5 separate regions of the Homo sapiens genome follow, and regions 2, 3, 4 and 5 are each linked to region 1. A link is a contact called in ENCODE Hi-C or POLR2A ChIA-PET data. All regions are on one chromosome and are shown on one strand. Each heading gives the region's core, a stretch centred on a gene start or an enhancer-like site at or near the end of the contact. The rest is flanking DNA. Distances are from core to core; before and after follow the strand shown. Region 1 holds the start of ZCCHC2 (zinc finger CCHC-type containing 2). Region 2 holds the start of MALT1 (MALT1 paracaspase). Region 3 holds the start of SEC11C (SEC11 homolog C, signal peptidase complex subunit). Region 4 holds the start of NARS1 (asparaginyl-tRNA synthetase 1). Region 5 holds the start of LMAN1 (lectin, mannose binding 1).

The links. Hi-C counts contacts between places; a loop is a spot of excess contacts on that map. ChIA-PET counts read pairs that join two places held with the same protein, here RNA polymerase II (POLR2A). Pooled maps may share reads with other maps.
Region 2: a loop to region 1 is called in a map of natural killer cell, with 11 times the contacts of the local background. The contact joins the promoter of MALT1 here to the promoter of ZCCHC2 in region 1. A Hi-C loop is called at or near these places in 3 of 168 maps with a recorded cell type or tissue (CD4-positive, alpha-beta T cell, naive thymus-derived CD4-positive, alpha-beta T cell and natural killer cell) and 9 of 50 pooled maps.
Region 3: a loop to region 1 is called in a map of CD8-positive, alpha-beta T cell, with 25 times the contacts of the local background. The contact joins the promoter of SEC11C here to the promoter of ZCCHC2 in region 1. A Hi-C loop is called at or near these places in 3 of 168 maps with a recorded cell type or tissue (B cell, CD4-positive, alpha-beta memory T cell and CD8-positive, alpha-beta T cell), 1 of 37 single-sample maps with no recorded cell type and 11 of 50 pooled maps. POLR2A ChIA-PET finds 5 or more read pairs at or near these places in 1 of 52 experiments (GM12878).
Region 4: a map of B cell shows a loop between it and region 1 (21-fold over the local background). The contact joins the promoter of NARS1 here to the promoter of ZCCHC2 in region 1. A Hi-C loop is called at or near these places in 5 of 168 maps with a recorded cell type or tissue (B cell, CD8-positive, alpha-beta T cell, naive thymus-derived CD4-positive, alpha-beta T cell and 1 more) and 13 of 50 pooled maps. POLR2A ChIA-PET finds 5 or more read pairs at or near these places in 3 of 52 experiments (CD4-positive, alpha-beta T cell, activated T-cell and naive thymus-derived CD8-positive, alpha-beta T cell).
Region 5: a map of B cell shows a loop between it and region 1 (11-fold over the local background). The contact joins the promoter of LMAN1 here to the promoter of ZCCHC2 in region 1. A Hi-C loop is called at or near these places in 3 of 168 maps with a recorded cell type or tissue (B cell and naive thymus-derived CD4-positive, alpha-beta T cell), 1 of 37 single-sample maps with no recorded cell type and 14 of 50 pooled maps. POLR2A ChIA-PET finds 5 or more read pairs at or near these places in 1 of 52 experiments (CD4-positive, alpha-beta memory T cell).

Annotation. Positions count from the first base shown.
Region 1 is chr18:62,521,754-62,524,453 of GRCh38, reverse strand. It overlaps ZCCHC2 (zinc finger CCHC-type containing 2), which reads right to left and starts at 1,429. Exons shown (of 14, transcript NM_017742.6): 1 at 91-1,429. The coding sequence starts at 1,029. RefSeq lists silencers at 1-145, 1,036-1,535, 1,566-1,835, 2,066-2,175 and an enhancer at 147-720.
Region 2 is chr18:58,670,034-58,672,733 of GRCh38, reverse strand. It overlaps MALT1 (MALT1 paracaspase), which reads right to left and starts at 1,269. Exons shown (of 17, transcript NM_006785.4): 1 at 882-1,269. The coding sequence starts at 1,090. MALT1-AS1 (MALT1 antisense RNA 1) reads left to right here and starts at 861. Exons shown (of 2, transcript NR_164150.1): 1 at 861-1,265; 2 at 1,926-2,700. LOC105372146 (a long non-coding RNA gene) reads left to right here. Exons shown (of 4, transcript XR_935537.3): 4 at 1-121. RefSeq lists a silencer at 741-1,530 and an enhancer at 1,691-1,950.
Region 3 is chr18:59,138,597-59,141,296 of GRCh38, reverse strand. SEC11C (SEC11 homolog C, signal peptidase complex subunit) reads right to left here and starts at 1,413. Exons shown (of 6, transcript NM_033280.4): 1 at 1,262-1,413. The coding sequence starts at 1,348. RefSeq lists silencers at 1,374-1,513, 1,934-1,983 and enhancers at 1,554-1,653, 1,734-1,823.
Region 4 is chr18:57,620,431-57,623,130 of GRCh38, reverse strand. NARS1 (asparaginyl-tRNA synthetase 1) reads left to right here and starts at 1,295. Exons shown (of 14, transcript NM_004539.4): 1 at 1,295-1,423; 2 at 2,480-2,562. The coding sequence starts at 1,414. RefSeq lists enhancers at 1,022-1,361, 742-1,446.
Region 5 is chr18:59,357,864-59,360,563 of GRCh38, reverse strand. It overlaps LMAN1 (lectin, mannose binding 1), which reads left to right and starts at 1,299. Exons shown (of 13, transcript NM_005570.4): 1 at 1,299-1,533. The coding sequence starts at 1,320. RefSeq lists a silencer at 1,015-1,314 and enhancers at 1,345-1,534, 1,725-1,774, 1,785-1,884.

The DNA of each region.
Region 1 (2,700 bases), core at 180-2,679:
GCTCGGGCAAGGGGCGTCCGAGAGCGAGGCCGGGGAGGCCGCCGGGGCAGCGATCGCACCGCGAGTCCAGGGAGGCTCCGTGCGCCTTACCTGGGCCCTGGGGCCGGCAAACTTGCACGGCTCTACCTCCACCTCCGCGTCCTCGGGGCCCCCGCGGAGCGCGGCGCGGAGCCTCTCCAAGTGTTCCCTCAGGGTGACCCGCTGGTGGAAGGAGAAAGCCGGGTGCAGCGAGGCCATGGTGAAGAGCAGCAGCAGTTCCTCCTGGGCCCTGGAGCCAAGCCCGCCGCCGACCCGGGGCTCCACAATGCCGCCTTCCGGGCCTGAGCCGTCCTTCTCGGCGTCCTGCTCGCCGTCGCCGTCCTCGCCGCGCTCGTCCTCCGCGCCGCCCCGCGAGCCCTCGCCCCGGGCCGCGCGCAGGCTTTTGAGCACCGAGTCCACCTGGGGTAGCAGGCGGTGCAGACGGCCAGCGGCCTCCCGGTTCTCCGAGCCCAGCAGCGCCAGGTAGACGATGAGGCGCGAGCGCACCGCGGGCTCTCGGAAGTCGGCCAGCGGCCCCGGGTCCGAGAGGCCGTTGGCCTTGGCCTCCGAGTCGCGCAGGTAGTGGTAGTCCTTGCGCGCCAGGTCCTCCAGGCACGAGCCAAGGAAGCGCAGCTCCAGCGGGTTGCACAGGTCCAGCAGCCCGCACATGAACTCCAGGCGCTGCGCCGAGCCCAGCACCAGCCCGAACCACTCGTATACCCGCTCCTGCTCGCGCAGCGCCGCCGAGGGCCCCCCGCCGCCGCCCGGCATACCCGCCCCCGCCGCCGCTCCACCAGCAACAGGCGGCCCGAGTCCCCGGGGCGGCGGCGGCGGCGGCAGAGGGCCCCGCGACGGGCCCGCGGGCGGCGGCGGCGGCGGCGGGGGGCGGCAGTCGCGGCGGCGGCGCGAAGGCGCCTTCGCGCCCGGCCGCGCGTCCGCCTCGGGCTCCTCCGCCTCGGGCGGCGGCTCCGCGGGGTGCGTTGGCTTCAGCGGCAGCTTCATCCTCAGCATCCTCGGCTAGGGCGGCGCAGACATGCGAGCGGGGGCGGGCGGGAGGGGCCGCGAGGTGGAGCACGGGCCGAGGCGGCGGCGCGGCCGTCAGGAGCGGGGCCCCTCCATGCCGCCGGGGGAGGGCCGGGGCCGGGGGCGGGTCTCGGCCGGCGAGGGGGGCGGTGGCCGGCCGGCGGGGTCGCTGGCGTCGTCTTCCCGGGCTGGGGGCGGGGCGTGCCCGCGACGGCTCCTCCCCCTGGGCTCCTCGCCGGTTCTGGGAGCCCGGGTGCGGGTGGGAGCAAGCGAGCGAGGGTGTCCTCCTTCCGCCTCCCTCTCTCCGCCGTCCGCGCTGAGCCGGGGCGGCGGTGCCTGAGCTGTTCCCTCGCGAGCCGGTGAGGACGGAGCGGCTGGGTGAGGAGGTGGAGCAGCCGGGCCGGGCGGAGAAGCTTGCGGGCTCCGCGCACCTCACCTCCGCCAATCAGCACCGCGAATCGACGGTGACGTCGCTCTCCCCGCCCCCTGGGGGGCCGCCTTTCTCCAGGAAGCCACGCCCAACTGCTGGCCGGCCGCCTCCCTCTCGGCGGCTTCCGTGCGGTCCTAAAGGCTGGTGCTCGGCAGGAGGAGGACGCGGGCTGGGGCCGTGGGGCGGCGTGAGGGTAGCCCGGGAGCGGTGAGGAGCGTGCGAGGCCCACGTGAGCGGAGGGACGCGGCCGCTCTCACCTTTCCTGAGGGCCCTGGCCCGGCTTTGGACTCCTGATTCTCCTCTGCTTGCCAGCTGCCGCCCCGCCTCCGCCAGTGGTGCCCGGGCTGCCTGCGCGGCCGGAGTGAACGCGTCCCGGGAGCAGGGGTTTCTCCGAAGTGAGTGCGCCAGCCCCGGGACGAGCTCGTTCGAGTCCTCACCGCCCAGTGCACTTCCTGAAAGCCGGCGGTGGGCTGTCTCCCACCTTGTGAAACTTTGCCAGGTGTCGCTCACAGGGGACTGGGTCCGGACGCGGGTGGCGGCGCTGGTTTGCGGCCCCGGTTTGCGGCCCCGGCGCCGCGATCCCGGGCCGCGCCCACGCCCAGGCTGGAGGCACCGTGCGCAGGTGGGGACGCGCGGCCGGGAGGTGCGCAGCGGGACCCGGCCGGCCGAGGGTGAGCGCTGCTGGGGACGCTCCTAGTCTGTAACGCTCTGTGAAAATTATTTCCTGGATAGTTTAGGAAAAGCCTCTCCCTTCCCCGCCCCTAAACCTCTATCTTTTGGGAATCATTGATTTGCTAAATGACATTTCGGTGCCTAACCCATTTTGAATCCTTGTTCTGCTGTGAATTTCATGTGACTGGAGGAATTTAATAAGCTACCAACTTGACAGGCTTTAAACTTAAAAAAAAAAAGTTTTGTTACGTTTTTCAGATTTAGGCTTCCAAGATGTTTACACTCGCACTGTTACTTTTTTTTTTTTTTTTTTTTTTTTTTAGCAACATAGTCCAAATTTTTAAAACTCAGCTGGATCTTTTGAGGGTTAATTAAAAGGTGGGTTAAAAAAAATCTTAAGACTTTAAATTTAGAAGTCCTACTACAGCTATGTAGTAGGAGTATGCAGAAAGATAAGAATCACATTGTAACTCTTTGCGGTGGTGCTGGAACATCTGTTGGGAGAGCATATGCTGAACTCTGTTCACCTCACAAGTTTATGTCCTAAGAGGCTCATT
Region 2 (2,700 bases), core at 20-2,519, 3.9 Mb after region 1:
CCAATGCCACTTCTCTAATAGACTTTTTTGTTTTGGAAAATTTGTTTTTCCACGAAAGTATTATTTCTGTTACCATATAATGGGTTATTCTTTTTAAATAAATTAATATTTTTTAAATGTCTTAGCTTTAATTTCAAAGGTGGTAAATATCAGTATGTATTACATGTATGTATTATCTCTAACCCACATAAGAGCTCTCTGGGGTCCTCAATAATTCTTAAGAGGGTAAAGGAGTCTCGAGACCAAAACTTCAGGAACCCTAATACAGCCATTCCAAACCTAACAAGGAAAATAGTTTTACTTCGAGTTTCATGTTCATGGTGAAGTCAAGAAGAGAACGTGGTAACCTGGTTTGATGGAGGGAGATGATGAGTTCGGCGTCAGTCTTTCCCAATACCTTGCAAAATGTTCATGAATTCCTGCACCCCACCCTCTGCATTCATCACCTCGCCTGCGCTTCTTCCCAGCCTTCCTTAGGTCTCCCAGAGCAGTGTCCACATCCCTTTCTTTTGCATTTTAAGTCCTCTGGATGACTGCCCCATCCTAGGGGTCCCCTGACAGCTTTCCTTCTCTCACTATCCTCCGGGGTCAACCTCGACTTCTCCCTTTCACCAGGGGCGGGGGTGGGAACAGGGAGCGAGGCAGCCGCTGGGCCACTTTTGCCTCCACCCTCCAGAGCCCTGGGCCCCGCTCTCAAACCCCAGGCGTTCCGGGGAGCTGCTGAGTTCCGCTCCGCCTCAATGACCGAAGTCCTCCCCACCTCCGCTCACTCACGCCGGCGGCCCCCGCCGCGCTCAGCCCCACCGACAGCGCCCCCACCTCCCCACCGCAGCCCACCCCGCTCGACCCGCGCGCCCGGCCTGCCGCGGCCCTGAGCTCACCTGAGGCGGAGGCGCCCGCGACTCCCCGCCAGCTCCGCCAGTCTCCTCCAGCCCCGGCCCTCGGGCGCCTGATCCAGGAGCTCGCTGAGCCTCCGCAGCAGCGGCTCCCGCAGGCGGTTGAGGGTCGCGCCGGCCGGAGGGGCGAGCAGCGGCCCCGTGGGGGCGGCCGAGGGCGGCAGGGCCTGTAGCGGGTCCCCCAACAGCGACATGGCCCTCGCCGGCGACCCCGGACTGCCGGGGCTCCCGCCCGCCCCGTCACGGGCCTCGGCCCCGGGGCACCTTCCGCTCGCCTCCGAGCCGCGGAGGCAGGGGCGGAAGAACAAATCTGGCAGCGCGGCACGGCCCTCAGAGGAGGAAGCTCCGCTCCCCGCCCCAATTAGACAGGTTTGCCGAGGGGAGCCTGGCCTGCTGGCCGCGCCAGCCGCGCAAAGGGGCGGGGCACCCGGGGGGCGGGGCACGGAGCCTCGAGGGGCGGGACCTTGGGCCTCGAGGGGCGGGGCGGGGCTGCCTACTGCGTGCGTGCGGCTGCGCGCCTCCCTCGCCCTCCCCCGCGGTCCCGGGCTGGCCGTGGCGCGCGCTTCAAACCCAGCCCTCCCGAGCAGGAAAGGACGGGTGGGTGCAGCTGGAGGAGGAAGCGGTGGAGGAATTACGCCCCGGCAGCTCCTCTACGGCGGGGAAGCCTGCGGCGTCTGGGCTTCCTGAGACCGTGGGAGGAGGCCTGCGTACTCACGCCAGAGAGCGGGGCAAGCGGTTCTCAGTCGCCGGCTCCCGCCCGCAGTCCCCGGCGAGCGCTCTCCCCTGACTCAGGGACTTTCATGTGCCCGGCGACACACCAGCATCCTGCAGTGGGCAACCTCAGCGGACGCTTCCTCGTTTTAGGGTTAGATGTGTATGGCATTGCTAGAGGGAAGTAGTGCTGGAGATCCGGATACTTGAGTTGGAATTGGCCAAAATCTTTGCCTAGACTTTTAAACAATTACTACTTTGCAAACTGAGCTGTGGCATATTTAGGGCTAATCAGATCTTGGAAATGATTGTTTTTAGCAGGAATCATCTGGTTTACACCGCGTCAGACTGCCGCCCGCAATCTCCGTCATCAAAGCAGGCAACCCTGTAGAGGATGCCTTTCCCTGGAATGATCCGGAATGGACGACACCTGAGCTCTCTCTGCCAATCTTAGCAACATCCAAGGCCATTATCCCTTTGAAAACTATGGCTTCGTTTGGGACAAAAAGGAAGTAACTTACGAAATGTGACCAGTCAGGTAGTTCCCTACACGAGGCTTCCTGGCCCAATTTCTGTTGCCATTAGCTTTTCATCACCCAAGGCCGCAGGATTTTCTGACCAGTAATTTGGATACCTATATTCTTATACATGTTGGCGAGGTAGGTGCGCCATACAGTCTCCACCACATTCTAGCACAAGCAGTCATTAAACTTCACTCTAGCATAAGTTAAGAATTCAGACTGCAGTGAGATGGCTAAGAGCATGAAAGATCTGCTCGATTCAAGTGTTAGGAGCTTGAATAAGTTTCTTAATTTCTCTGCCTCATCTATTAACACAGGACTGACAATACAGTTTATATAGAGTTGTTGCCAGAATTAAAGGAGTTGATGTATGTGAAGCACTTAACTCGGTAACTGGCACATCGTAGATGACTCAGTAAATGCTATTACCCTTACACATACAAGTGCCGTTTCATACTCAGTTTGACTTGGCAAGCCTTTCCCAACCGCTTCAGGTGCCTTCCTGTTTTGTCCTCAATTACTGTACAAATATTTTCTGAGGATCTGTTACCTGCATGTGCCAATTATGGAAA
Region 3 (2,700 bases), core at 164-2,663, 3.4 Mb after region 1:
CTCATCTTCCAGAAACAGGAGTCATCAGCTTTGCACACCTAGACACTACCACATCCTAAACACGGTTGATGAAATAGAAATTATCAAACTTTCCCACACTACTGCACTAGTCTGAAATTCTACTTGGGGAAGGGGGAGGAGAGTGAGAGGGGAAAAACACGTATGCCTAAAGGAGTAAGCTGTGACCTCCCATGGGCACCACCCCACATCTCAACATGATGGAGCAAATGAAACTGGATGCCATCAAAATAATGAGGATTAATACCATTTTCAAAGACAATCAAAACTCCCTGGTTGGAAGGTCCCATTTTTCTTAGCACAATTTATTAGTAGCAATAGTGGCATTAGTATCCACCGTGATATTCAGGTCCTACAGGTCCCCCAAATTCTCTACCTAGAAGCCTACATAGTCGTATTTTTCCTGACTGAGAGGGCTTCCTTTCCAATCCCTACTCACTCTTAACCTTATAGTGAAGAGATAAGGCCCCAAAGACAGTGATGATGGCCAATAAGTGGCTAAAAAGAGAGCAAGAGGAACGTTTTCCTCTGAGGTCCTCTCACAAAGGAGAGGGAATTCAACCACCCCAGCTGCCCAAAGACCCTACACTGCCTCCTATATTCAGAGTGCAGCCATCTCAGAAGTTAGAGAAGGCTTCTGGAATCTCGCTGGGAACACTGGTTGAGTCCACAATGATTGCGCACAGCTTGTGAGCTCTCTAGGCACAAGGAGCATTATTTAGTCCCGACCCACGGTCAGGGGAAAAACAACTGCCCAGGCTGGGAAGAAACTGCTTTGGGAGGCATCGCTGGACAGCTCCCGTTGTAGGAAAGTTCTTCCCTCTCGCCTGCCTTTCTGCCTCTTCCACCTGCCGGCAGTCAGGCCTCTGAAGCCCCACAGAGAAATCGGTTCCCTCTTCACCGGGTGGCCCTTCAAATACGCTCAGAGAGCTGTCGTTCACCGAGTCATCTCTCCCACAAGCGTGGCTGTGGCATTCTCAACCACATTTGACATTCCATGGCACGGGGTTTCTATTCTCCCCTTTCCTGCACCCTCCCCTAATTGTGCTCTTGTCAGGGCAAGGAAGTGCACACCCATGCCCACACGTAGGCGTAGAACCCAGGGCCTGAGAGCCCAGCGCGGGAGCTTCGGGTGGCCGCCCGGCCGCATTCACTGGGAGCCGGAGCCCTGACTGGGAAGCCCCGACTCCCCGCTAGCACAGGCGGTCCCGGCCACGGCGCGCTCACCACCCTCCTCCGTCACCTGGCGCTTGTTCATCTTCTTCAGGTCCCCGAAGATATCCAAGCCGGACGCGGGGAGATGAGCCCCCACGGCGCCCGCACGCACCATAGCAGGGTCTCCGGGGACCTAGCGGCCCGCCGGCTCTGGGTGGCACAGACGGCTGCGGAGCACCTGCCGGCCCCCGCCCACCGGCCCAGCGTCCTTGCGGCCACGTGACCGGCGACTCGCTTGGGCGTCTGGGAATCGTAGTCTCGCCAGTCTTGGGCACTGGCCAGCCAGGAATGAACCTGAAGGAAGAAAACTACCACTCCCAGAATGCTGCGGGGTGGGCACCTCGGCCAGTGAAGACCCGGGGCTCCTAGGGAGGGCAGCTACAGGGCTCCGGAGCCTTGTCCGACCCTTCGGAGGGAACATCGAGCAGCGAGTGACCCCGCATACCTCGGGGGGCAACTCGGGGAAGGGACTACTCAAGAGGAGCTGAATTTCCCGACTCTGGTCAGGCGCCAAGAGGACACCTAACTCCCGCTCGCAAATCACCTAGCCGTGTATCTTGGCTATTGGATGACTGCAGCGAGGAAAGGTGGTGCCTCTACGCTGGGGCGGGCTGAGCCGAATTGGGGCGGGGCCTAAAGATGGACTGCGGTGGGCGGGGCTTGGAAGAGGCGGGACTTTTGAGGCCGCTGAATTCTGCATTTTGAGTGGTACCACTTGTATGCAAGGAAGTATCTTTGAATGCCTTGACCATAATTGGGTTGCAATAGATATTAATTAAATGAATACATAACCACCTAATTTCATACACGAGAAAGCAAAGGCCCAGAAAGGTTCATTGACATGGCCAAGGTTAAGTGGAAATGAGTGGAATATAACTCAAAGTTTTAAATTTAGAAGTCCTAGATCATCACAGTTCTGATCCTAGATTACCTTTGGTTCATTCACTCACTCGTGTATGCATTATGCATTCTTTATTGTATTTATTTATCCACAAATCTTTATGGAGCACCTACCATGCACCTGGCCTTGTTCTAGGCACTTGAGAAACATCAGTTAACAAAACAAGCAAAGATTCTTGCCCTCATGAAGCTTATATTCTACCGAAGGCAGACATAATGGATAATTTATACGGTACCTAAAGGATGGAGGTGCTATGACAACAGGAAAAGCAGATAAGTTGAATGGGGAGGTCTGGGGGAAAGGATCAGGTTGCAATTTAAAATATACCAGAAGCTGACTTACCATGAAGCTAATGAAAGGTAAGTTCTGGGACCCTTCAATTGCAAAGGTGTTTTTCCAAGGTGTGGGAGAAACTTAACCATAGAATGTGTAAAACTTTCAAAAGCAAGATATTGCAATTGCTATTGGTTAAGAGTTCTGTTTCTTTGCATTCCAACTTCACCTCCATTACATTTCCCCTCCTGTTGGAGGGACAAGGAGAATTTTGGGGATCCAGCTAAGGAGGA
Region 4 (2,700 bases), core at 46-2,545, 4.9 Mb after region 1:
TCCAAAAAAAAAAAAAGCCCACCAAAAAAGTAAAAAAAAGTTGAAAATGATGACAGACCCTTTATTAGCACCTCTTACATGCCCGGGCAGTGAATTTATATCATCTTTCACAAATAGAAAAACTGAAGCTCATTCAGATTAGGTAATTTATCTGAAGACACAGATAAACCCCTCTCAGCGCCTGACTCTCGGCGCAATCGGGATGTTTCGCAGCGGGGCAGGGGCAGGGGCCGGAGCCACCGCCATCGCAGCCCGGGGAACAACGGACTCGGGGAAGCCCGGCCTGGCCCTTCAAGTCCCGGGCCCAGCAAGGGCCAGGACCCTCCCTCCCTCCCTGCAATCGGTCCCAACTCGCTGAATGAAGCTCATTCAGTTTAGGTAATTTATCTGAAGACACACGGTTAGTAAAAGGCAGAACCCAGGTTTGTATTCCGAAGCCCTCGTTCTTTCCACCACATTATTATGGCCTTCCTAACGGTAATCCTTACAATTTTAAATGAACATATACCATAGCTCCTCTCCTGAACACCGAGGGACGCTGGCTCACGGAGTTTAGAAAGTTAACGCATCTGGCCGGGCGCGATGGCTCACGCCTGTAATCCCAGCACTTTGGGAGGCCGAGGTGGGCGGATCACAAGGTCAGGAGTTCGAGACCAGCTTGACTAAGATGGTGAAACCCCGTCTTTACTAAAAATACAAAAATTAGCTGGGCATGGTGGCACAGGCCTGTAATCCCAGCTACTCGGGAGGCTGAGGCAGAAGAATCGCTTGAACCCGGGAGGTGGAGGGTGCGGTGAGCCGAGATCGCGCCACTGCACTCCAGCCTGGGTGACAGAGCGAGACTCCGTCTCAAAAAAAAAAAAAAAAAAAAGGAAGTTTACGCAACCCGCTGCGTCCCCTCCACCGCCGCGCACCCCGTCTCGCAGCTGGCGCGGTGTTTGCTGGTGACATGAACTCAACCAGCCTCCACCATCTGGGGATCGGGGCGACATCCTTGGTCTGGTTTGCAAGAGGACCCGCACGCCTCCAGCTGGGGCGGAATTGGAAGATTCAGAAAGGAAAGTTGGGGAGGCGGGGAAGGAAGGGTGCAAAAGTGACACTGTGCCAGGGTCTCCAGGGCCGCGGAGCTCCGGGACAGGCAGCGCCTTCCGAGCTGCACAAACGCGTGGGGCGGGGCGTCTCTGGATCCGGAAGTTGCCTCTGCCCTCACCAAAGATGGCGGCCCCGGCGCCGCTCGCCCACCTCTCGTAACCAATGGAACCGCGGCGCTCGGCCGATTCTCGCAGGCGCCCTCAGATCTACGCTCTCTGATGCAACGCCGGAATCGCGGAAACCGCCGGTGCACGTTGGAGTCATAAGACGGCGTCGGTGTTGCAGTCTGTGTCCTTGGAGGTGACCAGGGCCACTGCAGGCATGGTGCTAGGTGGGTGAGACTCAGTGTATGGCGCGGTGTTCCCTGCCTGGGGCAGGAACTCTGCTCCAGTCGGGTTTCGGCGCTTTCCTTAGTGCCTACCAGAGTGGGCGCCCCGCGAATGTTTGGGGACCGATTGCAGGGAGGGAGGGAGGGAGGGTGCTGGCCTTTGCTGGGCCCGGGACTTGAAGGGCCAGGCCGGGCTTCCCCGAGTCCGTCGTTCCCCCGGGCTGCGATGGCGGTGGCTCCGGGCCCTTCCCCTGCCCCGCTGCGAAACCTCCCGATTGCGCTGAGACTCAGGCGCTGGGACGGGTTCAGACACAGGGTAGCCCCTACTCCTGCAGTTCTTCAAAGTGATCGTCAGGAAGGGGCTTTAGGATTCTAGTTGTTTTTCTCCCACCCTCATTTTTTTATTGAGGTTTCCGGGGAGACCATACTGTGCAGTAGGAAAAAAAAAAAAAAAAAGAGAGAGACCTGGATGGATGTTAACTGTTCAGACCTACTAGTTGTGAGGCCTTCTGAAATTTTCTAACCTCAGAGCTTCTGTTTCCTTTAAAGTCCAGAGGGAGCTGGTGTTTATTTGCCATCTCTACAAAAACTGGCACTGGGATATCTGATTTGTATGTGTTATTTTATTTCATCCTCAGCACAGCCTTTCAAGATGGGGATTGTTTTTCCTATTTTATAGGTAAAGAAATAAGCTCAGAAAGGTTAAGTAAATTCTCCAGAGTCACCCTGCCTTTTAAGGTACAAAATCCAACATTCCAGCGTATGTCTGATCAACTTCAAAGCCCATATTTTATTTTTGGGTGCCCAATTAGATAGAATAAATATCACAAATTAAAATGATCAGAGTTCATTTTGAAAACCTGGATTATTAACTAATGTTTTTATGAGATGGATGTTATTGAAATGGAGTGGGGAAATAACTAGGATATTAATTACTTATGGACCTCAATTTTTATTAATCGATGCTTGTTCTGTTTACAAAGATAAGGAATGAATAAAGTAGTAAGGTGACTAATAGTTAATGGCCAGACCATAACTTACCCTCATTTTGTCAAACAGCAGAGCTGTACGTCTCTGACCGAGAGGGAAGCGATGCCACGGGAGATGGAACCAAGGAGAAACCATTTAAAACAGGTCTAAAGGTAGAGTCTCTTCTCATTAGGAAAATGAGACTGCATTTATTAATGAGTTATGTCAATTTTCTTGTGACTTGCCAAGAACTTAATTTCAAACACTAGGTTCCAAAGAGAATTTTCAGAAAAGGGAAAGTAAGGAATGCA
Region 5 (2,700 bases), core at 50-2,549, 3.2 Mb after region 1:
GAGAACCAAAGAAAATAAAATGATTAAATCCTATGGGTTGAAAACCATGGAGAGTCCAGGGCAATGACGCACATACACCATACAGTGGATAAATGTTTGTTACTGCTGCTGCTGAGATAGCAGTAAGTATGGTACTTTCATTTAAATTACATCTCGAGACTAGCAGGCGGAAAGCCTTAAATCCATATTCAACTTGAAGGTTTTATTTGAGCACTAGAAAGAGATTTAACAGTAATGGCCCATGAATCCGAAGATGGGATTCAACTTCCAAAACTGGGAAGTTAATGAAAAATAAGTTTAAGTAATGCGGGTATTGAGTCCCTAGGGCTAGTGTGGCGTTCATGTAGCCCACACGAACAGAGCTAATAAAAAGCCATGTGTAAAAACAATATAAATCATACTGCTGTTTCTTGGACTTGAAAAACTCATCATGACACATTTTTGAAAAAACAAAACTTTGGATTACCATGAATATTTTGACGATATTTTTTCCTAAGCAAGGGAAAGAGGAGTCCCCTTTAAAATATAGAACGTATTCATTGAGTGGAAGACCGATCCTATATCAAATGTCCAGGTTCTACAGACGCCTGGGTCCATAGCACATTATCCCTCTCACCAAAACCAAACCAAACCAAAGTCAGTTTCATTTGAATGCACTCTTGCCATGGTTTCAAAATTTGGAAAGCTCTTGGAATTAAATTTTGAGATGTAAAGGCTGGCTGACAAATTCACAGAAACCCTCTTTCCGACACCAACTTATAAATCCTAAGGCATCCTACAACCCCGTGGGTGCTGGTTTCTAGTTTGCAACGCTCTAACATAGCTTGGTAGAGCTCAGTGGGCTGGGACCATAAGCATTCGGGATTGTGCCACTGAAAAACTGATGTCACATCAAAAGGAACACCTTTCTTCTAATATACTAAAAAGGTTTTGTACAGGCTGGGTCCAGAGGTCTTAGGGCTAGCCAATTCCTGCTCCCAGGTATTCTAAGAAGCCGGAGAAAGCTCCCTGCAGGTAAGGACCCATCGGCGCTTCCCGCACTCTGCCGCGCGGGAAGCGAAGGTTGGAGTCCTTTCCCCACCCCCGGAGGGTGGGCGGGGCCGAAGGACCGCACCGCCCCAGACCCGCCCCCTGCGCGTGGCCCCGCCCACAGCTGCTCCTGGCCGTGCGGCCGCGCGGAAAGCGGAGGCCGGGGGCGGGGCTCACCCCTTGCCCTTGGGGGTCCCCCGGGCTCTGCCAATCAGCGAGCGCCCTGTTGGCCATCCGCAGCCATCCGCGCCCCTCCCTCTCCCGCCCTCCTCCGCGTTCCAGAATCCAAGATGGCGGGATCCAGGCAAAGGGGTCTCCGGGCCAGAGTTCGGCCGCTGTTCTGCGCCTTGCTGCTGTCACTCGGTCGCTTCGTCCGGGGCGACGGCGTGGGAGGAGACCCCGCGGTCGCGTTGCCACATCGCCGTTTCGAGTACAAATACAGCTTCAAGGGGCCGCACCTGGTGCAGAGCGACGGGACCGTGCCCTTCTGGGCCCACGCGGGGAGTAAGCCGGAGCAGAGGGCTGGGGGCCGGGTTCCTCTCCCCCTTCTGCTGCCTCTTCGCCTTTCATCCGCGGCTACCCTGGTGTGCTGAGGTTCCCGTTCCAGCAGCTGCACACCATATGCGCTGTGGAGGGGACCCTCCTGGCAGCCCCTCCGCCGGGTCCCTCCTGGTTCGCACGGTTCCCTCCGCTTGTCCCCGAGTCTTTCCCTCACCCATTCTGTTCTCTCTCACCCGCCTGCTGTCTTCCCTTCTTTGATCTCGTCGGTACTTTCCGTTGGATCTAGAGGTGTTTGGTTACCTCCTACACTTCCTAGCACTCAAACTTGCTTCTAGGTATCATGTTTCACAACGCCACGTCTCTAGGAGAAATGTGCCCTACCCCCAGCCATCCCAACCTGAGACATGTTCTAGAAGCCCCCTTACTTCCTTTCCCGCTTCCACCCCCCACCCCCGATCCCCGATTTCTTTGCTCCGGTGTTAGCAATGGTTAATGCTTCGCTTGAACCCCATGCCCACTGACGGCTCCTGAGATGGCATATAGTAGTATTAGAGTAATTTTTTAAGTCTTTGTATGTCAGAAGACATTCTTATACTGTTGGAACTACACATTTTCCTCTCAGTGACTTGGTGTGGTCTTTGATCTTTTCTCTCGTAGTAACACATTATGTAACTTTTTAGGAGAAGGGATATATTTTTAGGGATTGATTGTTTCTGAACCTGAGACTAAGAATAGCATTACATTTTTAGCCCTTTAAAAAAATTGGAAGCATTGAAATAATCTTGGGTTCATATTTTATTCACTCTCTGTGTTTGGCACTTTTGTAGATAAGAGAGCCTTGCTAGAGCATTTACTTACGTGAAAGAAAACATATCTGCACTTTTTAGTGCTGATGTGTCACTGCTGACTAAGGAGTCAATCGTAGCACTTGGCATGACATAAGCTCTGTTCAGTGACCATCAGATATACCCGTTGAACAAGTGGCAAATGCCTTTATATGAGATGAGGAGCTCTGGCAGTTTGAATTCTATCTTTGTGTGTGATTAATCTTTTTTTTTTTTTTTTTTTTTACTATAAGGTTTAGGGTACATGTGCACAACGTGCAGGTTGGTTAGTATGTATACATTTGCCATGTTGGTGTGCTGCACCCATTAACTAGTCATTTAACAT